2 separate regions of the Homo sapiens genome follow, and region 1 is linked to region 2. Evidence: read pairs that join two places in POLR2A ChIA-PET (ENCODE). Cell type or tissue: PC-9. All regions are shown on one strand. Links, peaks and the distances in the headings refer to the core of each region. The heading gives the core; the rest is flanking DNA. Region 1 holds the start of GSTM2 (glutathione S-transferase mu 2). Region 2 overlaps EPS8L3 (EPS8 signaling adaptor L3).

Evidence for each region. ChIA-PET counts read pairs that join two places held together with the same protein. Peaks named below come from ENCODE experiments on the same cell type or tissue, not always from the same donor. Only the 100,000 strongest peaks of a DNase experiment are listed, where the experiment ranks them.
Region 1: POLR2A ChIA-PET joins it to region 2 with 10 read pairs; 5 of 35 experiments call an interaction of 5 or more read pairs at or near these places.

Annotation. Positions count from the first base shown.
Region 1 is chr1:109,660,651-109,669,295 of GRCh38, reverse strand. It overlaps GSTM4 (glutathione S-transferase mu 4), which reads right to left. Exons shown (of 8, transcript NM_000850.5): 8 at 7,596-8,131. The coding sequence ends at 8,042. GSTM2 (glutathione S-transferase mu 2) reads right to left here and starts at 1,239. Exons shown (of 8, transcript NM_000848.4): 1 at 1,145-1,239; 2 at 796-871; 3 at 307-371; 4 at 1-6. The coding sequence starts at 1,180. RefSeq lists a silencer at 988-1,157. In PC-9, for the core only: no CTCF peak of the experiment used is centred there; a DNase peak (open chromatin) is centred at 4,466; H3K27ac peaks cover 719 bases.
Region 2 is chr1:109,741,463-109,755,962 of GRCh38, reverse strand. EPS8L3 (EPS8 signaling adaptor L3) reads left to right here. Exons shown (of 19, transcript NM_133181.4): 13 at 2,765-2,846; 14 at 3,243-3,277; 15 at 3,770-3,968; 16 at 4,181-4,309; 17 at 4,612-4,685; 18 at 5,171-5,303; 19 at 5,561-5,883. The coding sequence ends at 5,572. Among named protein-coding and RNA genes, the nearest start is that of GSTM3, 7.7 kb to the right of the region's middle. RefSeq lists an enhancer at 4,351-5,550. In PC-9, for the core only: no CTCF peak of the experiment used is centred there; no DNase peak of the experiment used is centred there; H3K27me3 peaks cover 2,446 bases.

The sequences.
Region 1 (8,645 bases), core at 1-8,000, 83 kb after region 2:
GGGCAGCTGGATAGATGGGAAACCGGGGAAGCTCAGTTGGGCCACCAGGCTCCCCAGCATCCCCTTCCCATATGCAAGGGCAAAGAGGAGACCAGGGCCTGCTCATGGCAGGCCTGAGATAGAAATACTGTCACACTAATAAATGAGCTGGGACACAGAACATCATGCAAGGGCTGTGTAGACAGCCAAGAGTGAGAGGAATTGGGCAGAAGACTCCTGATCTTAACACCTCTAAGCTGGGGAGAGGAGATGCAGTCAGAGACACGTCGCACTTTCCCCCAAAACCGCCCCTTCCCCTGCACCTACATTGGGAAAGTCCAGGCCCAGCTTGAATTTTTCATTCAGCCACTGGCTTCTGTCATAATCAGGAGCTGTGGTGGGGAAGATGAAGTGAAAACAAACCTCCCCAAAGCCCAGCCCTCCTTCCTGGGGACCCTCCCAAGGAGCCAGTGGCAAGACCCCTGAGACAGGTGGATCTAGAATCTGACCACTCAGTCCCACATCCCAGGATTCAGAGAAAAAGAATTCCAGTGAGGGCTCTGGACCCCACACAGCTAAGGCTTCCAGGGTTTAGGCAAGCCCTGAGGGACACCCATCATAATTACCCAGACGGGGGCCCAGCATCCCGCCCCAGCATTCTGCCTTGCAAGGAGCTCCCTCACCAGGGCTCAGGGAAGGGACAGCCTGCAGTTCCAGCAAGGGAGGCCTGCAGAGTCAGCCACAGGTGGCCACTATCGGTTGCTTGGTGCCAACTTAGTGTGAGGGGGCAGGGCCCAGACTCGAGGGTGCCATTACCGTCCCCCATCGTGTACTTCTTTTCCTCGTAGCTTGAGTCTGTGTATTCCAGGAGCAGGCGGATGGAATGGGCCAGCTGGGAGAGATGGCCCACAGCTCGGGTCAGAGATGGAGGGTCCCTGACTTTGTGACGACTCTGCACAAGGGGAGCCCCATCTCCTCCTCTCGTTCCTGCCTCACCCGCCCCCACCCCGCACGCCCAGCCACACGCACAGACAGCGGCAAGCACAGACCCCGCTGTCAGGGACAGCCCTGAAGAGGAACCGTCCCTAGAGCCCGTCCTGCAGCTGCTCCACACTTCCCCGCCCCCACGCACCCCCGTCCCACCGCCCAGCGGACCCTGGCTCACCCCGCGGATGTTCCAGTACCCCAGTGTCATGGGCATGGTGCTGGTTGCTGTGGATTCTGCAGACAGGCCTCAGCGGGGCGGGGCTCAGCGTTTGTGAGAGGCCCAGAGAGGGTAGAGGGGAAGCCTTGCTGCGACCCCGCCCCACGGCCCGCCCTGCCCCCGAAACGGGCCAATCTGGAGGCCTGGAGCGCGCTCATGGGGCTAGGAGTAGGATCTCCTCCCACCTCCCAGCCCCGTGGGTTTCAGGAGAGAGATCAGGACGCCCAGAAGCCCAGGGCGGGGGAGAACTGGTTGAGTCCAGGGGTTCAAGACTGAACTGAGCTATGATCGCGCCGCTGCACTCTAGGTTAGGCAAGAAAGAAAGGCTCTCTCTAAAACAGAGAGATTCTGAATAAAGTAATAATAGCCTAATAAAGAAAAATAACACAAAAGAACATTTGGTGCTCAGGGATTCACTGGATAAGTTTTCAAAACTTTTCAATGTATGATAGAGATTGTTATAAACTGCGGACATACGTGGCATGACAGACCTAACGTGGGAAGGACAACACAGGCAAGGATGATTATAACTCACTGTCACTTATCAGCCTAAATCCAAACGTCAGGAATACCGCCTCAGAGAAAAGAAAATGATGTTTTTGTCATAAGTGGTGCTGTGCTCCTAGGGAGCTTGCTGGGTGGGAAGAGAGACAGAAAGGTGGGGAGCAGGGGCTGGTGGACTTGGGGAGGGAGGAGAAAGCCCATGTGGAAACGTTAGAATCTGGGGTAATCAGAGGTCTTTGTATTCATTCGTTTTGTAAATTTCTCAAACTCTCATGTTAAATCAAAATAAAAAGTTAAAAAAAAAAAACTACCAGGACAGACATACACAAATATTATTAACTGAAATAAATGTTCCATCAAAAAGGACTTACCTTAACTACATGAGTTATATTATGATTTCTATTATTATTATTATTATTATTTTAATATTAGTATCCATCCAGCACACCACTGGTCTTCAAGTGGAGGTAACTTTGCCCCTCAGGGGACATGTAGGTCTGTCTGGAGACTTTGTTAATTGTCACCACTGGGAAGCGCCCATGGCATCTAGTGGGTAGAGTTTGCGTAGGATGCTGAACACCCTGCAATGCTCAGGACAGTGCCCCACAACAAATGATTTTGCCCTCCAAAATGACAGTACTGCTGAGGTGAAGAAACCCTAGTCTAAAACCCAGCCAACGTGGTGAAATCCCGACTGTACTAAAAATGCAAAAAAATTAGCCAGGCCTGGTGGCGGGTGCCTGTAATCCCAGCTACTCAGGAAGCTGAGGCAGGAGAATCGCTTGAACCAGGGAGGTGGAGGTTGTAGTGAGCTGAGGTTGCACCACTGCACTCCAGCCTGAGCGACAGAGTAAGACTCCGTCTCAAAAAAAAGAAAAAGAAACCCAGGAATGGGTCAAAAGTTGCAGTGGGAGAAACAAGGTCCTCAAAATTCTGGTGGCAGGAAGCAGGCCAAAGGACCCACTTCCCTGGACACCAGCTGGCAGAAGGGAGGACCTAGAGACAATCTCAGCTGGCACAGTCCCTGCAGGCATCAAGCTGCACATCAGGAATGAGAGAAGGAGAATTGGGCAGGGAAATGGTCTACCAGGTGGACAGGCTGGGCAGCCTTGATCTTTCAGGGTACAGGGTAGGGAGTATGGGACTCTCTCTGCCAGTCAGACAGCAGGCCTACCCTGCAGCTCTGAGCACATTATTCCAGAGACAGGCAGCCTGAGCCCAGCACCAGAGTGGGTAATTCCTCTAGAGCTGCTGGGGCAAGGCTAGGCAGGATGAACTGAACTTATTTTTGAAAAGTATCCACCCAGCCTGGGAAGCATGGTGAAACATTGTCTACCAAATATACGAAAATTAGCTGGCCATGGTGGCCCTTTACCTGTGGTCCCAGCTACTTGAGAGGCTGAGGTGGGAGGATCATTGGAGCCTGAGAAGTCGAGGCTGCAATGAGCCGTGATCACACCACTGCACTCCAGCCTGGGTGACAGAATGAGACCCTGTCTCAAAAAAAAGTAATAACAAGTCAAATTTAAAAAGAAGGTATCTACCTGACTATCGTGTGTAGAAAGGTCCCAAAAGTCAATGCCAATTTGCAATGACTTGACTGGACTCTTCCTGCATTTAACACCCCCATTAGGGGTGGCCAAAAGTCGAATATATAATAAGCACCTGATGACTGCCACAGACATGGATATGAGTGATGCTAGTCACCAGAGGCAGCCCCCTTCCACTGTTCACCCACCCTTCCAAGCCTGCCAGAGACCCTCACCCAAAATGAATCGACAAAATGTGCAAGCAGATGTTTTCATCTTTGGAGTCTTTAAAATAATGATCATCAACAGGGAGATTTACCAGGAGAAAAGAGAATATCTTCCCTCAAAATCTCCTTGGAGTTTACTGCAAGGCATCTCAGAAAGTGCTTTCCATATAGAAAAGCCCCCAGGTAATAGATATGCTGCAGCGTTTTATCTTGTGTTTGATTTTTTAAAACTTATTGATGATGAGTTTTTGTGTGTGTGTGTGTTTTTGTTTGTTGTTGTTGTCGTTGTTGTTTTTTGCTATGTGTACTAGGTCAGGGTTCTTCAAAATTTGAAGTGACACCACTAAGATAAGGCTGTAGGAAATTTGTGTGTTTATTTATAAATTTATCTATCTGTTATGGGAATTGGCTCACACAATTTTGGAGTGAAGAAGTCCCATGATCTGCCGACTGCAGGATAGAGAAGCAGGAAAGCCAGTGGTATCATTCAGAGGCTAAAGGCCTCAGAACAAAGGTGGGGGTGGGAGGCGATGGTGTTAGTCCCTGATCAAGTCTGAAGGCCAGAGAACCAGGAGTGTGGAGGTCCCAGGATAGGCAGAGATGGATGTCCCAGTCAGAGAGGTCAAATTCACCCTTCCTGTCTTTTTCTTCTCTCTGGGCCCTGACAGTTTGGTGGATGCCTCCTTCATTGCTGAAGGAAATCTTTGCTGTCTTCTGATTCAAAGGCAAATCTCTTCTGGAAACACCCTCACAAGCACAATGATTTTACCTGCCATCTGAGCATCCCTTAGCCCAGTCAAGTTGATGCAGAAAATTGACCATCACATTATGCCACAGGAAACCTAGAACAGAATCATAATTAATTACATTGTGCCTATTAGAGAGAAGGTCTTGACTGCCACAAGATCATTCTTTAACCTTTCTCCAGGAGTTGACTAAGCCACAGGTAGAGAATGGGTAAACAGAGAGTTTTATACAGGAGATTCAAGGACGGGTAGATTCATAGACTGTGATTCATTGGCAGAAACATGCACACACTATAAACAAAAAAGGTGAAGGTAGAAAACTTGAAGGTATTCTATAAACCTATAAAAATATTATAAGATGAAACTGCAATCCCTCAAGTACCTAAGGTAGTGCAGAAAGATCCATGTGACTTGCAGGTGTCACCATGAATTAAGTTATTCTCTCTGGGCTGGGCGCGATGGCTCAAGCCTGTAATCCTAGCACTTTGGGAGGCTGAGGCAGGCAAATCACGTGAGGTCAGGAGTTCGAGACCAGCCTGGCCAATATGGTGAAACCCCATCTCTACTAAAAATACAAAAATTAGCCGAGGGTGGTGGCACACGCCCGTAATTCCAGCTACTCAGGAGGCAGAGGCAAGAAAATTGCTGGAACTCAGGAGGCGGAGGTTGCAGTGAGCTGAGATCGCGCCACTGCACTCCAGCCTGGGTGACAGAGTAAGACTCCACATCAAAAAAAAAAAAAAAAAAAAAAAAAAAAAAAAAAAAGCTATTCTCTCTAGAGAGCAATTTATCTATGATAATACCATAACACCATTCTCACCTTTTGCCTTGTAGTAATTGCCTTTGGGGACCAACTCAAATAAAGTACCCAAAAACCAGAGAAGGAATTAGTTTAAACATGATCACTCTGTTCTAAAAATAAATAAATGAGAAAAATCCACATGCCCAATAGGGTAAGAATGACTAAGCAAACTATAATTTATCCACAGGAAGTAATGATAGCCATTAAATGCTAGAAATAGGCATGCATATAGACTGCCAACATGTACAGATTCTTAGGTAAAATGTTAAAGAGAAAAAACTGCAGAACCTAAGAGTGTATGTGCCCATCAATCTCACCTATCCAAAGAAGTAGGCATAAATAAAAATCTAAAGGGAATTTGAAATGACACCATTAAGATAGAGCCTATAATTTGCCTAATAACTATTCAGTGAGCACCTGCTATGCTCAGGGACTGTCCTAGGTGATATGCAAACACCTGTTACATCAGCGAACAAGAAGAGACAAAAACACATGTCCTGAGGACGTTGACATCTTATGAGGGAAAGCAAACCAACACAAGCACACAAATAATGTAAGACATATGAGCATGCTTTTCATTGAAGTGTAATACACATACAGTGCACAGGCCTTAATGCATGCTTTTTTTTTTTCTTTTTGAGACGGAGTCTTGCTCTGTCGCCCAGGCTGGAGTGTGCAGTGGCGTGATCTCAGCTCACTGCAACCTCTGCCTCCTGGGTTCAAGCAATTCTCCTGCCTCAGCCTCCTGAGTAGCTGGGATTACAGGCGCTGCCACCACGCCTGGCTGATTTTTGTATTTTTAGTAGAGACGGGGTTTCACCATGTTGGTCAGGCTGGTCTCAAACCCCCAACCTCATGATCCACACGCCTCGGCCTCCCAAAGTGCTGGGATTATAGACGTGAGCCACCGCACCTGGCCAAGCATGCTTTTCATTGAAGTGTAATACATACAGTGCATAGGCCTTAAGTGTGCTACTCTGTGGGCTTTTCCACTTGGATACTCTTCTGGAATCACCTCCCAGATAAAGAGAGAAAACTTACAGCACTGCACCAGGAGCCTTCAATAGGCAACCTTCCAGTTCTCACCAAGGTCACCAATCATCTGACCTCTGATACCATGGACTCATTTCCCTCTCCTGAATTTCGTGTAAGTGGAATGAGATCGTGTGTCCTTTCTCCTGTCTGGATCCTTTTACTCAACACTTCTGTGAGACCCATCCATGTTTTTGCACATAGTGTTAGCATGTTTATTTTCATTATAGCAGAGTAAATATACCATTATATGAATGATGGAATTATGTTGATAAACCACAGTTTATTTGTTCATTCTTCTATTCATGGAATTTGGATTGTTTTCAGTTATTGGCTATTTAAAATAAAGCTGCTTTTGGCATCATTATACCTGGCTCTTGGAATCCATTAAGACTCATTCCTATAGGGTGGGATTTCTGGGTCCTGGGTAGATGTATGTTTAGCTCTAGTTGACACTGCCAGTATTCCAAAGTGGCTTTCCCACCAGCAATGCATGACAGTTCCAGTTACTGCATAAATCACCAGCAATTGTCAGTCCTTTCAATGTCAGCCATTCTAGTGGGGATACAGTAGGATCTTATGGGTTTTTAACTTTCTGCTTTCTAATAATGTTGAGCACCTTCTCATGAGCTTGTTGGCAATTTGGATATTCATTTTTCGGAAATGCCTGTTCAAGTTTTGACTCATTTTTTAATGGGCCGTATTTCTGGATATATAGTTTTTGGAGAAAAGACCTTTGTTGATTTGTAATAAGTTCTCCCTGCTGGGCATCACCTGAATTCCTAACCCACAAAATCAACAACTATTTGTGATAACACAGCTTGGGAACTGCTGAGTGGGAGAACCTTCTGGTGAAGCAGCTCACAGTAGAGCTTGCGTCCTAGAGATCTAAGCTGTGATGGAGTCAGTCAGTGTGGAAGACAGAAGGATCCTGGTTCTCTGTGATGGGAATTCCACCACCTCTGGGCATCTAAGACGTACTCACTGAGACCTAGCTCTGCCTAACCATGGAAAGCACTGAATAATACTGAATACATAAAAATAAATGAAGATCTAGGCCCAGAAAGAGGCATCCTTTCTATAGAGCACTTTATGTGGCTTCCTGCTCTAAGGCAGTCAGAAAAGAGATCAAGAAGTTGGAAACAGGGCCAGGCATGGTGGCTCACACCTGCAATCCCAGCAATTTGGGATGCCAAGGTAAGAGGATCGCTTGAGCTCAGGAGTTCCAGACCAGCCTGGGCAACATAAAGAGACACATCTCTACAAAAATTTTTTTAATGTGGCCAGGTGTGGTGGCACACCTATAGTCTCAGCTATTTGGGAGGCTGAAGTGGGAGGATTCTTGAGCCCAGGACTGGATGTTGCAGTAAGCTACGATGCCGCCACTGCCCTTCACCTTGGGAAGCAGGAGACCTTATTTCAAAAAAAAAACAAAGTTGGAAACACCTTACTAAGCCCATCATAATCTCTATGAACCCAGCTACTGCCAGGGTCACCAGCCAGTCCCTCAGAAGAGGCAGTGACAGACACAGTCTGGGCAGCCAGGAGCAAATAAGACAAGACTATAGCAAATGTGGCTGAGGCTTTATTTTGATCAGGTAGGCCTAAGGCAGGGGCCATGCTGCAGGAGCAGGGCCTGTAAACCAGTCAATGCTGTCATGCAACACGGGGACAGCTCAGGGCTGAGCTCCACAGGCGAGGGGCCAGGTAGGCCCTTCAAAGCAGATACAACCACTAACAGGAAGGAAGGTCAGGCTGGCTTTAGTGCAGGGAAGGGTAGTGTTGGGAGGGGGATGTTCATGAAGGAAAGTGGGTAGCTGAGGCTTCAAAGGGCCTGCATGGGACAGGGGTTTAGGGGAAGTGAAGAGGCCCAATAAAGTCTTGGGGGTAAAGATGGGAATAAACAGGAGAAAGGAACGAGGAGGCAGGTGCTGGGATGCAGAGTCCAGCTGCGCTGCACAGCCTGGGCAGCAGGCTGAGTATGGGCTCCTCACTCCCACCTCCTGGCCTTCAAGGCATTACTTGTTGCCCCAGACAGCCACCCTTGTGTACAGAGGTTTTGGGAGGAAGCGGCTGGACTTCATGTAGGCAGAGATCTTCTCCAAGCCCTGAGAGGGGGGAAAATAAGGCCAGAACTCAAGGTCAGCTGCCCATGAGGGCTGGGACAACCCCACTGCAGACACAGCAGGTCAGGGCCCTGGCCACAGCCTTTCCACGTGGGCTCAAGTGCTGAGGCATCACACAGCCTCTTAGGGTCCCCAGATTTGCGGAGTTAACTCTTCCAACTTCCTTTAAGTAATGTTGTACCACAGTAACAGCTAACACTTATGAAGATTCTACCCGGTGCTGGGTGCTCTGTACCCAAGAGAAATTACAACATAAGCTTAGAAAACCCACTCGACTACTCTGCAAGGCTGAATCTATTATCACCATTTCTCATGTGGGAAACAGAAGTTCAGTAACTTCCTCACACTCAAATAGCTACTAAGGGGGACAGAGCTGCAACGTAGACTGGTTCTGTCTCTCTCCAGTTCTGGCCTCTTTCTGTCAAATCCCCATCCTCCCCCAAATCCCTCAGGAGGTCCTGTCACTCTCTGACTACACAACATTCTCCTGTTTCAC
Region 2 (14,500 bases), core at 3,700-11,699:
GAATAATTCCAGAGAGTTAAGGAGAACCTGAAGAGCAGAGGGATGAAAACCAAGAGAGAAGGCTTTAGAAAAGCAGAAAAGCCAACAGGGAAATGAGTCTTTTCTTGGAGTTATTTGCCTAATAACCACTTCTGTTTTGTTTGAGACAAGGTCTCGCTCTGTCACTCAGTCTGGAGTGCAGTGGCATGATGATCTCACCTCACTGCAGCCTCCACCTCCTGGCTCCAGCGATCCTCCTACCTCACCTTCTCGAATAGCTGGGACCACAGGTGTGCCACCTGTGTGCCACCACCATGTCTGGCTATTTTTTGTATTTTTTTTGTAGAGATGGGGTTTCACCATGTTGCTCAGGCTGGTCTTGAACTCCTGAGCTCAAGGGATCCGCCCACCTCGGCTTCCCAAAGTGCTGAGATTACAGCCGTGAGCTGCCGCACCCCGCCATGACCAGTTCTTTTCAATTCAGCCCCATTTACAAAATTTTGTGTCCAGTTTGTCTGAAGACATGAATTATAGTTCAAAACTATCTATTTTTTATTATGGTATAATATACATAGCATGAAATTAACCACTTTTATCATTTTAACCGTTTTAAGTGTATAATTCAGTGGCAATACGTTCATTAACAATGTGTGCCACCAACACCATTATCTACAGTATTTCAAGAACTTTTTCATCATCCCAAACAGAAATTCTGTACCCATTAAACAATAATTCCCCATTACCCACTCCTCAACCCTTGGAAACCTCTATTCTACTTTCTGTCTCTATGAGAATATGTTGCCTGTTCTAGGAACCTCATATAAGTGAAATCATACAATATTTGTCCTGTCGTATGTGGCTTGTTCACTTAAAATAATGTCTTCACGATTCATTCATCTATCAGAACTGCCTTCCTTTTTATAGCTGGATAATATCCCATTGTTATGGGTATGACACATTTTATTTATGTATTCATCTGTTGATGGACAGATGGGTTGTTTCCACCCATAACAATCTATTTTTATGCACTGTCTGTGCAGTCACTAAAATGAAATTACTTATCAGTTCTGGACCTCCCATCTCATACCAGAGTTCCCTTGTCCAAAACCCTGGGACTAAGAGTACCTGAATAAGCCAGTCTCACAGTTCCTAGGGCTGTGCTGGGCTCCCACTGTCTGTGGGAATAGCTCTGGTATCTGTCTAGCACTAGCAGGAGAGGAAAACAGAGGTTCTACAATAGACTCAAACAAGAGGGCCTCAAGTTCTTTCATTCAGCCACTTTAACATTGAATAACCAGGTCGAATACACCATTTTGTGTTTCAAAACCCAGCCTTACTTCTACAATTTGAGTCCTTAGAAAAACAGATTAGCACATATTATTTTTTAAATACCCACGAAGATGCAAAACAACTTCAGTATTCATAAAATGATGTACAATTGATAAATACTTTTAAATGTAATATTGTCAGATGTGCCCTTAGATGTTTTTTAGTTTCTTAACATAACCAGAAATAAATGAAAGACAGAAACATAGAAAATAGAATACCTAAAGAAATGTAAAAACCCTCAAAAGAGTTGAATTTCAAGCAAATTATATTTAGATAACTTGATTTTTGGCAAATTGACCCAAAGCTATAAGTAACACTAAATGTTGTGGTCATCCAGAAGGACAGAGACCATACAAGGCCATTGGATTTGGCAATCAGGATTTTAAATGGACTAGCTTCAATAAAGTAATGGCAGAGGTAGAAACCAGGTTGCAGAAATAATGAAAGAAACAGAGACAAGAATATATAGGCAGAGGATATAGGCACATTCTCAAGAAATTTGGTAAGAAGAAAGTAATAGGATGACAGCTTATACGGAGTAGTATTAGGGTCAAGACCCAAGCATGTTTCTAAGGCACAGAAGGAAACAATTAAGAAAATTGAGAAGAGGGAATCATTCCTTTGTTCCCATTGAATAAACACTTAATAGCTCCCTCCTATGTATCAGCCACTGTACTAGGGGTACAGCCCCCAAGGAAATCTATATATAGTAAGAAACAAAGAGCTAAGAATCATGAGCAATGCAGTGTGAGAAGAGCAATACCTAGGGATGTACCAAGTTCAGCAGAATATTTACTTCTGCCCCAGTGAAGCAAGGAGGGGAACGTCTTCAAGGAAATGAATGGGCATTCCCTGGGCAGACAAGTGGAAAATATTCCAAGCAGGGCAAGCCTGAAGGCCACAAACAGCATGGTCCTCCTGGGCCCTGTGTAATGGGCGAGGGGGAGGCTGAGAGGCAAGGACCAGCCCATCCCAGAGTCAGTCAACAGGAGCAGCTCGGCTGCTGTCTACTTCACTGGGTGGAAATCCACAGACAATTTAGCTAGAAAGAAAAGGATCTGCTGCTGGGAAACTAAAAACAGCCTAGAAAAATACTGCACAAGACCCCTGGGGTGTTGGCCAGCCCAAAAGCTCTTGTAGTTCTACTACTTTAATCCAAATGCCCAATCAGGGCAATGAAGTGTCCATCATGTTCTTACGGAGGTGGTGTATCTTTACCTCATGGGCAGAGGTGAGGTTGACCCCCAGACACCTGCACCGTGGGATGTGTCCAGGCTTAACTGCTTGCTCCTTTGTGGGTGTCCTGGGGCCTTTCATCTGTGCACATGGACCATGTCACCTATTAGCCAAAAGATTCCTGAGGCTAGGCCCTGTCGTCCCCTCCCTGTCCGCGTCCCACAGCCTGGCATCAGAGTTCACAGAGTGGATGTGAACTCAGCTTTGTTTCCCTCTTCAGGGCCGACTGGACAGGCGATGAGCCCCTGCCCTACCAACCCACATTCTCAGATGACTGGCAACTTCCAGAGCCCTCCAGCCAAGTAAGGGGAGCTTGGCATAGAGCCCTACCCACAGCCCTAGTCCCTGGCTAGTTTCTGCCCTCCCCATCCAAACCATGGTCACACAACTAGTGTGACCTAACACTGGCAAGCCAGCAAATTCCATGGAAACCCAAAAGTCACCACCAGACTGCAAACAGGAGATATTCTGGGGGACTCTCAGGGCTGGGACATAGGCTCAATTTCTGAGGCCCCATCTCCAAGTAGTGGGTGGGTGGGTGCATGTGGGTACCTGTATCTGTAAACTGGGGGAGGCAGGAAAGGGGATAGGAGGCAGCTGTGTGTGAGCTGCTTATGCCTGTGGTCGGATACCCCAGCTCCCTCCCACCATGCTGGCTGCCTCCTGCTCTTACTCACTCTCTGTTCTGTCCCTTACAGGCACCCTTAGGATACCAGGACCCTGTTTCCCTTCGGTATGCTCTGAGCTTAATAGGGACTGCGTGGTCCTGGGGAGGGAGGGACAGGGCTGTTCCTTTGGATCTCTGGCTCTCTACATCTTAAGAGAGCCAAGAGGGTCTCTTTTAGCCAGAAAAACATGTACAAGGACATCCCTCTCCTACCTTGGGTGAAAAACAGTGTTCTACCCTCCTAGGCTCCCATTGCTTCTTCTCATGATACTACCCACACATGCTTCTGATTTCCCATACTCAAGTATAAAGTGCTTAGGGCAGAACTCAGATGTAGAAAATTCCACTCCCGGAAATGTCTTCAGAAATCAATGACATTTCAGACCCCTCCTGCCTGCAGAAAGCCCCACCTAACACTGACCTGCCAGCAAACTCTAAAGAAACCCAAAAGTCACCATCAGACTGCAGGCCGGAGATACCTGAGGGGAATCTCAGGGCTGGGACATAGGCTTAATTTCTGAGGCCCCATTCTCCAGCCATCCTGACTCTGTTTCTTAGGCGGGGAAGTCATAGGTTAGGGAGCACCTCACACTTTCCTCAGGAGAAGACACACAACCATGACCCTCAGCCTGGGGACCCCAACTCCAGGCCCTCCAGCCCCAAACCTGCCCAGCCAGCCCTGAAAATGCAAGTCTTGTACGAGTTTGAAGCTAGGAACCCACGGGAACTGACTGTGGTCCAGGGAGAGAAGCTGGAGGTGAGGCTTGGGCCATAGGCTAGAAAAGGAGGTGGTGGTTGGTGGGAGCTACAGGCAGCCAAGGGTGGATGGTCCAGGGATGGAGCTGCCAAGGTGGGTGGCCTAGAGAGGGAGAAGGAGGGTAGGAAAGAGCTGGAGGGAGAAAGCCTTGTGTGGGGAGGGAAGGCTGGCTGGAAAGAGGCTCAGGGGACTGAGGTGGTGACTCTTGGCAGGTTCTGGACCACAGCAAGCGGTGGTGGCTGGTGAAGAATGAGGCGGGACGGAGCGGCTACATTCCAAGCAACATCCTGGAGCCCCTACAGCCGGGGACCCCTGGGACCCAGGGCCAGTCACCCTCTCGGGTACTACCCAGCCTGGACTATCCAGAGCCCTAAGTCTTGAGTTGGAGGTCGGGGTGGGGAGGATTCAGTGGCAAGCAGAGGAGATAGTCTTGGTTTGATTCGGACCGTATTATTGCATGCTTAGTGTGCCAACTTTATCATGGGGCCAGAGCAGAGAACAAGACCAGCTCCCTGCCAGACCAGAAAGCCACAGAGTAAGAGAAGTGATTTGATGGGAACCTGGAGAAGGGACCCAGATGTTAGGGGCTGTGGTTGGCTGTGAGATGAGATGGACTCTGATCCCTGGTTCCCCCTGATTCTAGGTTCCAATGCTTCGACTTAGCTCGAGGCCTGAAGAGGTCACAGACTGGCTGCAGGCAGAGAACTTCTCCACTGCGTGAGTGCCTGGCCCTACAGGATATGGAGGGAGAAACTTTGTAAAGGGCTAACCAAGGAAACCCAGAGACCCAGAACATACAACCTGGCCTACATTGTACATGACCCCGATCCAGCACCGTCTCTGCTGAGTTAGAGGACAGAGCAGAGGCGTGTCCAAGCCTAGATTAGAGATTAAGTGGGGAGCTCTGCTGTGGCAAAGGCAGCAAGGATCAGGGGAGTGGACTCGGGAAGAACCCCAGCTGCCAGCTTAGCCGCCCCTCCCCAGCCAGAAGATTCTCTCCCAGAGCACTTCTTTCAAATCTGGAAGTTCTGAAATTGGCTGAAGCCAAATGCTGACTTTACTCCTTCAATCTCAGATAGCCTACTCCATGAATTTTTCTGTAACCCCAACCTCCGAGCCCAAAGAGCCCTGTCTCTGCCCAAACGCTCAGGCCCAGGGTCCTTCCAGCCCACCACGGATGGCTTTTGCTGTTTTGTTCACAGCACGGTGAGGACACTTGGGTCCCTGACGGGGAGCCAGCTACTTCGCATAAGACCTGGGGAGCTACAGATGCTATGTCCACAGGAGGCCCCACGAATCCTGTCCCGGCTGGAGGCTGTCAGAAGGATGCTGGGGGTGAGGACACCCTGGGGTCCTGACAACCATTGGGAGTGTCTGGTGCTCCTGGGTGAGAGAGAGGGCCAGTTGGAAAAGCCTGCAGGCCCAGCCCTGGGGCAGAACTGAGTGTGGCGGGTGCTGGGCACAGGATATTCCCCCAGGGGCTTAGCTTCATGCATTCAGGCTTACCTTGAGGCTCCAAGCTTATTGGTGGCATAAGCTCTGCAGATCCCTCACCTGCCATCAGCCTCATCTGAATCTTTGTCTTTCCTCAGATAAGCCCTTAGGCACCAGCTTAGACACCTCCAAGAACCAGGCCCCGCTGATGCAAGATGGCAGATCTGATACCCATTAGAGCCCCGAGAATTCCTCTTCTGGATCCCAGTTTGCAGCAAACCCCACACCCCAGCTCACACAGCAAAAACAATGGACAGGCCCAGAGGCTGAAGCAAACAGTGTCCCTTCTGGCTGTGTTGGAGCCTCCCCAGTAACCACCTATTTATTTTACCTCTTTCCCAAACCTGGAGCATTTATGCCTAGGCTTGTCAAGAATCTGTTCAGTCCCTCTCCTTCTCAATAAAAGCATCTTCAAGCTTGTCATGTGCCTCCCTCGCAGCTTCTTCTGGGCCTGAGGGAGACCAAAGGCAGGGAGGCAGGAAGGGCTGGGACATTTGGCATGAAAACAGCAGCAAGCCTATATCCATCACTGAGCCAGATTGTTTGAATGTGAGTGGACATTCACACAGCAACCTGGAGCTGGGAATCAGAATTTGAGAATTAAGGTCCAAGCTCTCCTGACTCTCTTTCTAAACAAACTGCAAAATAAAGCTATGCTCACCATCTTTTTTGCACACACATGTCTCTCAGTACATTCCAAGGCACCCAGCACAGCTGCAGGCACACCACTTCACAGTAGCAAAGTGCACTAGGACCGACAGCTGTAGGCTTTGGTCAGTTGCACCAGTTGGCTGGGTGAACTCCAGCAAGTCATTCCACTCTTTGGGTCCCTGTTTTCTCAAGGGTTAAGCAAAGAGTTTGGACTGTCCATAGCTTCTTACATTTTTCAGTAAAAGTAGCTTTCTTTAATCTCAGTGGAGTCCCCTCTCTACATACCAGTAGCTATACTTTTATTGATTTAGTCAACAGATAAGGCCCAATGTACTTATGGATTTGAGGGTTCTTAAGATGTTCCCTTAAATCTCTCTTACCTGAATGTGTCCATGACCCTAACATTGTCTGGGCCCCAGACTGCCCTATTTTTAGACAGCCTATGTCATTCCCTTAAGTTCCTGGCCTCAGAAAATCATCTCTCATAGCTGTTAACAGAATAGGAAAGCAACAATTTTCCCTCACAAAAGAGAGAAAAGGTGAGACCCTTTTTGGGTGTGACTTGTCAAGGGCAAAAGTTACCCAGAAAAGTTAATTTCTTGGGATGGGGGAGGAGGTATTAACCCATCACCCTCTGTTGCCTCCCAGAGCTAAAGGAGCCTAGAAACAGAGAAACCGTCCAGGATCCGAAAAAAGTGTTTTCACCTGGTGTTCCCCAGACTTCCCAAGAAGACTGCCATGTGGCAAGAGGCTGTTCAGATGGCCAAGTGCAGGAAAACCAGCACCAACTGCATTATTAGACAGATCTAGGTTTGAATCCCAGACCATCTGTGGGACCTGAAGCTTAGAGGAGCAACTCCCCTAACTGCTCCAGGCCTGTTTCTTCTTCTAGAAAATGGGCATAACACAGGAGCCAAGATGGCCGAATAGGAAGAGCTCTGGTCTACAGCTCCCATCGTGAGCAACGCAGAAGACGGGTGATTTCTGCATTTCCATCTGAGGTACCAGGTTCATCTCACTAGGGAGTGCCAGACAGTGGGTGCAGGACAGTGGGTGCAGCGCACCGTGCGCAAGCCAAAGCAGGGCGAGGCACTGCCTCACTCGGGAAGCACAAGGGGTCGGGGAGTTCCCTTTCCTAGTCAAAGAAAGGGGTGACAGATGGCACCTGGAAAATCGGGTCACTCCCACCCTAATACTGCGCTTTTCCAACGGGCTTAAAAAACGGCACACCAGGAGATTATATCCCACACCTGGCTCAGAGGGTTCTACGCCCACAGAGTCTCACTGATTGCTAGCACAGCGGTCTGACATCAAACTGCAAGGCGGCAGCCAGGCTTGGGGAGGGGCGCCTGCCATTGCCCAGGCTTGATTAGGTAAACAAAGCAGGCGGGAAGCTCGAACTGGGTAGAGCCCACCACAGCTCAAGGAGGCCTGCCTGCCTCTGTAGGCTCCACCTCTGGGGGCAGGGCACAGACAAACAAAAAGACAGCAGTAACCTCTGCAGACTTAAATGTCCCTGTCTGACAGCTTTGAGGAGAGTAGTGGTTCTCCCAGCACGCAGCTGGAGATCTGAGAACGGGCAGACTGCCTCCTCAAGTGGGTCCCTGACCCCTGAGCAGCCTAACTGGGAGGCACCCCCCAGTAGGGACAGACTGACACCTCACACGGCCGGGTACTCCTCTGAAACAGAACTTCCAGAGGAACGATCAGGCAGCAGCATTTGTGGGTGGCCAAAATCCGCTGTTCTACAGCTACCGCTCTTCTGCAGCCACTGCTGCTGACACCCAGGCAAAGAGGGTCTGGAGTGGACCTCTAGCAAACTCCAACAGACCTGCAGCTGAGGGTCCTGTCTGTTAGAAGGAAAACTAACAAACAGAAAGGACATCCACACCAAAAACCCATCTGTACGTCACCACCATCAAAGACCAAAAGTAGATAAAACCACAAAGATAGGGAAAAAACAGAGCTGAAAAACTGGAAACTCTAAAAAGCAGAGCACCACTCCTCCTCCAAAGGAACGCAGCTCCTCACCAGCAACGGAACAAAGCTGGACGGACAATGACTTTGACGAGTTGAGAGAAGAAGGCTTCAGACGATCAAACTACTCCGAGCTACAGGAGGAAATTCAAACCAATGGCAAAGAAGTTAGAAACTTTGAAAAAAAATTAGATGAATGGATAACTAGAATAACCAATGCAGAGAAGTCCTAAAAGGGGCTGATGGAGCTGAAAGCTAAGGCTCGAGAACTACGTGAAGAATGCAGAAGCCTCAGGAGCCGATGCGATCAACTGGAAGAAAGGGTATCAGCGATGGAAGATGAAATGAATGAAATGAAGCGAGAAGGAAAGTTTAGAGAAAAAAGAATAAAAAGAAACGAACAAAGCCTCCAAGAAATATGGGACTATGTGAAAAGACCAAATCTACGTCTGATTAGTGTACCTGAAAGTGAGGGGGAGAATGGAACCAAGTTGGAAAACACTCTGCAGGATGTTATCCAGGAGAACTTCCCCAATCTAGCAAGGCAGGCCAACATTCAGATTCAGGAAATACAGAGAATGCCACAAAGATACTCCTCGAGAAGAGCAACTCCAAGACACATAATTGTCAGATTCACCAAAGTTGAAATGAAGGAAAAAATGTTAAGGGCAGCCAGAGAGAAAGGTCGGGTTACCCACAAAGGGAAGCCCATCAGACTAACAGCGGATCTCTCCGCAGAAACTCTACAAGCCAGAAGAGAGTGGGGGCCAACATTCAACATTCTTAAAGAAAAGAATTTTCAACCCAGAATTTCATATCCAGCCAAACTAAGCTTCATAAGTGAAGGAGAAATAAAATACTTTACAGACAAGCAAATGCTGAGAGATTTTGTCACCACCAGGCCTGCCCTAAAAGAGCTCCTGAAGGAAGCGCTAAACATGGAAAGGAACAACCGGTTCCAGCCACTGCAAAAACATGCCAAAATGTAAAGACCATCAAGTCTAGGAGGAAACTGCATCAACTAACGAGCAAAATAACCAGCTAACATCATAATGACAGGACCAAATTCACACATAACAATATCAACTTTAAATGTAAATGGGCTAAATGCTCCAATTAAAAGACACAGACTGGCAAATTGGATAAAGAGTCAAGACCCATCAGTGTGCTGTATTCAGGAAACCCATCTTACATGCAGAGACACACATAGGCTCAAAACAAAGGGATGGAGGAAGATCTACCAAGCAAATGGAAAACAAAAAAAGGCAGGGGTTGCAATCCTAGTCTCTGATAAAACAGACTTTAAACCAACAAAGATCAAAAGAGACAAAGAAGGCCATTACATAATGGTAAAGGGATCAATTCAACAAGAAGAGCTAACTATCCTAAATATAAATGCACCCAATACAGGAGCACCCAGATCATAAAGCAAGTCTTGAGTGACCTACAAAGAGACTTAGACTCCCACACAATAATAATGGGAGACTTTAACACCCCACTGTCAACATTAGACAGATCAACGAGACAGAAAGTTAACAAGGATACCCAGGAATTGAACTCAGCTCTGCACCAAGTGGACCTAATAGACATCTACAGAACTCTCCACCCCAAATCAACAGAATATACATTTTTTTCAGCACCACACCACACCTATTCCAAAATTGACCACATAGTTGGAAGTAAAGCACTCCTCAGCAAATGTAAAAGAACAGAAATTATAACAAACTGTCTCTCAGACCACAGTGCAACCAAACTAGAACTCAGGATTAAGAAACTCACTCAAAACCGCTCAACTACATGGAAACTGAACAACCTGCTCCTGAATGACTACTGGGTACATAATGAAATGAAGGCAGAAATAAAGATGTTCTTTGAAACCAACGAGAACAAAGACACGACATACCAGAATCTCTGGGACACATTCAAAGCAGTGTGTAGAGGGAAATTTATAGCACTAAATGCCCACAAGAGAAAGCAGGAAAGATCCAAAATTGACACCCTAACATCACAATTAAAAGAACTAGAAAAGCAAGAGCAAACACATTCAAAAGCTAGCAGAAGGCAAGAAATAACTAAAATCAGAGCAGAACTGAAGGAAATAGAGACACAAAAAACCCTTCAAAAAATTAATGAATCCAGGAGCTGGTTTTTTTTAAAAGATCAACAAAATTGATAGACCGCTAGCAAGACTAATAAAGAAGAAAAGAGAGAAGAATCAAATAGACGCAATAAAAAATGATAAAGGGGATATCACCACTGATCCCACAGAAATACAAACTACCATCAGAGAATACTACAAACACCTCTACGCAAATAAACTAGAAAATCTAGAAGAAATGGATAAATTCCTCGACACATACACCCTCCCAAGACTAAACCAGGAAGAAGTTGAATCTCTGAATAGACCAATGACAGGCTCTGAAATTGTGGCAACGATCAATAGCTTACCAGTCAAAAAAAGTCCAGGACCAGATGCATTCACAGCCGAATTCTACCAGAGGTACAAGGAGGAGCTGGCACCATTCCTTCTGAAACTATTCCAATCAATAGAAAAAGAGGGAATCCTCCCTAACTCATTTTATGAGGCCAGCATCATCCTGATACCAAAGCCGGGCAGAGACACAACCAAAAAAGAGAATTTTAGACCAATATCCTTGATGAACATTGATGCAAAAATCCTCAATAAAATACTGGCAAACAGAATCCAGCAGCACATCAAAAAGCTTATCCACCATGATCAAGTGGGCTTCATCCCTGGGATGCAAGGTTGGTTCAACATTCGCAAATCAATAAATGTAACCCAGCATATAAACAGAACCAAAGACAAAAACCAAATGATTATCTCAATAGATGCAGAAACAGCCTCTAACAAAATTCAACAACACTTCATGCTAAAAACTCTCAATAAATTAGGTATTCATGGGACGTATCTCAAAATAATAAGAGCTATCTATGACAAACCCACAGCCAATATCATACTGAATGGGCAAAAACTGGAAGCATTCCCTTTGAAAACTGGCACAAGACAGGGATGCCCTCTCTCACCGCTCCTATTCAACATAGTGTTGGAAGTTCTGGCCAGGGCAATTAGGCAGGAGAAGGAAATGAAGGGTATTCAATTAGGAAAAGAGGAAGTCAAATTGTCCCTGTTTGCAGATGACATGATTGTATATCTAGAAAACCCCATTGTCTCAGCCCAAAATCTCCTTAAGCTGATAAGCAACTTCAGCAAAGTCTCAGGATACAACATCAATGTACAAAAATCACAAGCATTCTTATACACCAATAACAGACAAACAGAGAGCCAAATCATGAGTGAACTCCCATTCACAATTGCTTCAAAGAGAATAAAATACCTAGGAATCCAACTTACAAGGGATGTGAAGGACCTCTTCAAGGAGAACTACAAACCACTGCTCAAGGAAATAAAAGAGGATACAAACAAATGGAAGAACATTCCATGCTCATGGGTAGGAAGAATCAATATCATGAAAATGGCCATACTGCCCAAGGTAATTTACAGATTCAATGCCATCCCCATCAAGCTACCAATGACTTTCTTCACAGAATTGGAAAAAACTACTTTAAAGTTCATATGGAACCAAAAAAGAGCCCGCATTGCCAAGTCAATCCTAAGCCAAAAGAACAACGCCAGAGGCATCATGCTACCTGACTTCAAACTATACTACAAGGCTACAGTAACCAAAGCAGCATGGTACTGGTACCAAAACAGAGATATAGATCAATGGAACAGAACAGAGCCCTCAGAAATAATGCCACATATGTACAACCATCTGATCTTTGACAAACCTGACAAAAACAAGCAATGGGGAAAGGATTCCCTATTTAATAAATGGTACTGGGAAAACTGGCTAGCCATATGTAGAAAGCTGAAACTGGATCCCTTCCTTACACCTTATACAAAAATTAATTCAAGATGGATTAAAGACTTACATGTTAGACCTAAAACCATAAAAACCCTAGAAGAAAACCTAGGCAATACCATTCTGGACATAGGCATGGGCAAAGACTTCATGTCTAAAACACCAAAAGCAATGGCAACAAAAGCCAAAATTGACAAATGGGATCTAATTAAACTAAAGAGCTTCTCCACAGCAAAAGAAACTACCATCAGAGTGAACACGCAACCTACAAAATGGGAGAAAATTTTCACAACCTACTCATCTGACAAAGGGCTAATATCCAGAATCTACAATGAACTCAAACAAATTTACAAGAAAAAAACAAACAACCCCATCAAAAAGTGGGCAAAGGATATGAACAGACACTTCTCAAAAGAAGACATTTATGCAGCCAAAAAACACATGAAAAAATGCTCACCATCACTGGCCATCAGAGAAATGCAAATCAAAACCACAATGAGTTACCATCTCACACCAGTTAGAATGGCAATCATTAAAAAGTCAGGAAACGAGGTGCTGGAGAGGATGTGGAGAAATAGGAACACTTTTACACTTTTGGTGGGACTGTAAACTAGTTCAACATTGTGGAAGTCAGTGTGGCGATTCCTCAGGGATCTAGAACTAGAAATACCATTTGACCCAGCCATCCCATTACTGGGTATATACCCAAAGGATTATAAATCATGCTGCTATAAAGACACATGCACACGTATGTTTATTGCGGCACTATTCACAATAGCAAAGACTTGGAACCAACCCAAATGTCCAACAACGATAGACTGGATTAAGAAAACATGGCACATATACACCATGGAATACTATCCAGCCATAAAAAATGATGAGTTCATGTCCTTTGTAGGGACATGGATGAAACTGGAAACCATCATTCTCAGCAAACTATCGCAAGGACAAAAAACCAAACACCGCATGTTCTCACTCATAGGTGGGAACTGAACAATGAGAACACATGGACACAGGAAGGGGAACATCACACTCCAGGGACTGTTGTGGGGTGGGGGGAGGGGGGAGGGATAGCATTAGGAGATATACCTAGTGTTAAATGAGGAGTTAATGGGTGCAGCACACCAACATGGCACATGTATACATATGTAACAAACCTGCACATTGTGCACATATACCCTGAAACTTAAAGTGTAATAATAATAAAATTTAAAAAAAAGAAAGTAATGCAAAAACTGCAAAAAAAAAAAAAGAAAAAGAAAAGAAAATGGGCATAACACCTACTTCCTAAAGTTGTTGTGAAGCTTAAATTGGAATAAATTAGCTAACATACGTAAACACTTAGATATTGCCTGGCATATGATAGGTGCTCAATAAATGTTAATCTTATACCTCAGGTGAATTTGTGACTGGCCTTTTGCTTTCTTGGGAGGAGAGACACAGGCATTATAAATTTCACCTGTCCATGTGGTTTGTACTCTTCCTTTCTTCTGTTTAGCAAAATGCCCTTTTAAAAAGTCCCAACCTTGCTTCAGTTGAACTGATGGGCAAATGTGATTTCCCACACCTGAGCTAGGGGATCTAGGCTCTCAGACTGCCCTGAGAGCTGTGCTGCAGAGGCCTGGCCAGAACCCTCAGAGCAGCTCCGGACTCCTTCCTCTGTCACTCCTCCACATTCAACTAGAATCCTATGTCTCCCGAGTTGACCCTGTTGCAAATCTGTGCCCCTTTTCATTTGCATGGGCCCTGCCGAAATTCAGAAGCTTAGTTCTTCCCATGACTATAGGGGCCTCGGGCAGGTCTCTTGCTCTGTCAAGGTCAAAACCCCTACTTTCCTAAATTCAACCATTGATTCTCCATCTTCATCTTACTTGATCAGCCACACTTGACATAGTTGATCACTTCTCCCTTTAAACATCTTCACATGGCTTCTGGGACCTTTTGTTTTCCTCCTACCTCCCTGGCCACTCCTTTTCAGACTCCTTTGCTGGTTTGCTCTCATTTTTCCCTAACCTTTACATGTTGATATGCCAGAGCACCTCAAACCCTTAGACCTCATCTCTGCTACTCGTGCTCCCATGGTGATCTCATCTAGTCTCTGGTTTCAAACACAGAGTGATCACTCCTGTACTTGCTGTTTCCCTTTTCCTGGAGTTCTCTCTGCCTCCTGCAGGTAGGAAGTGATTCGAGATAAGAGAGGGAGAGAACTCTTCTGGCCAGGATAGAGGGTGATTCTGAGAAGGCTTCAAGGAAGAAGTGAGCATTTGAGCACGGCTACTTGAGGAAGGCTAGGCCATGGACATTAGGGTGCAGGCAGGAGCAGAGCAAACATGCTTGTAAAAGGAACAGCAATTATTCTGTTTTATATTTATATCAGCCCATGGTGGCCCCCACAGCAGAGTGGCTTGATCTCTCACCTCCTTCAGGTCTTTGTTTAAAGATTAACTTCTCCATGAGGCCTTCTATGAACATAACCTTTAAAAACATAAATCCCCTTCCTACTGGGACTCCCCCAGTTCCCACCCT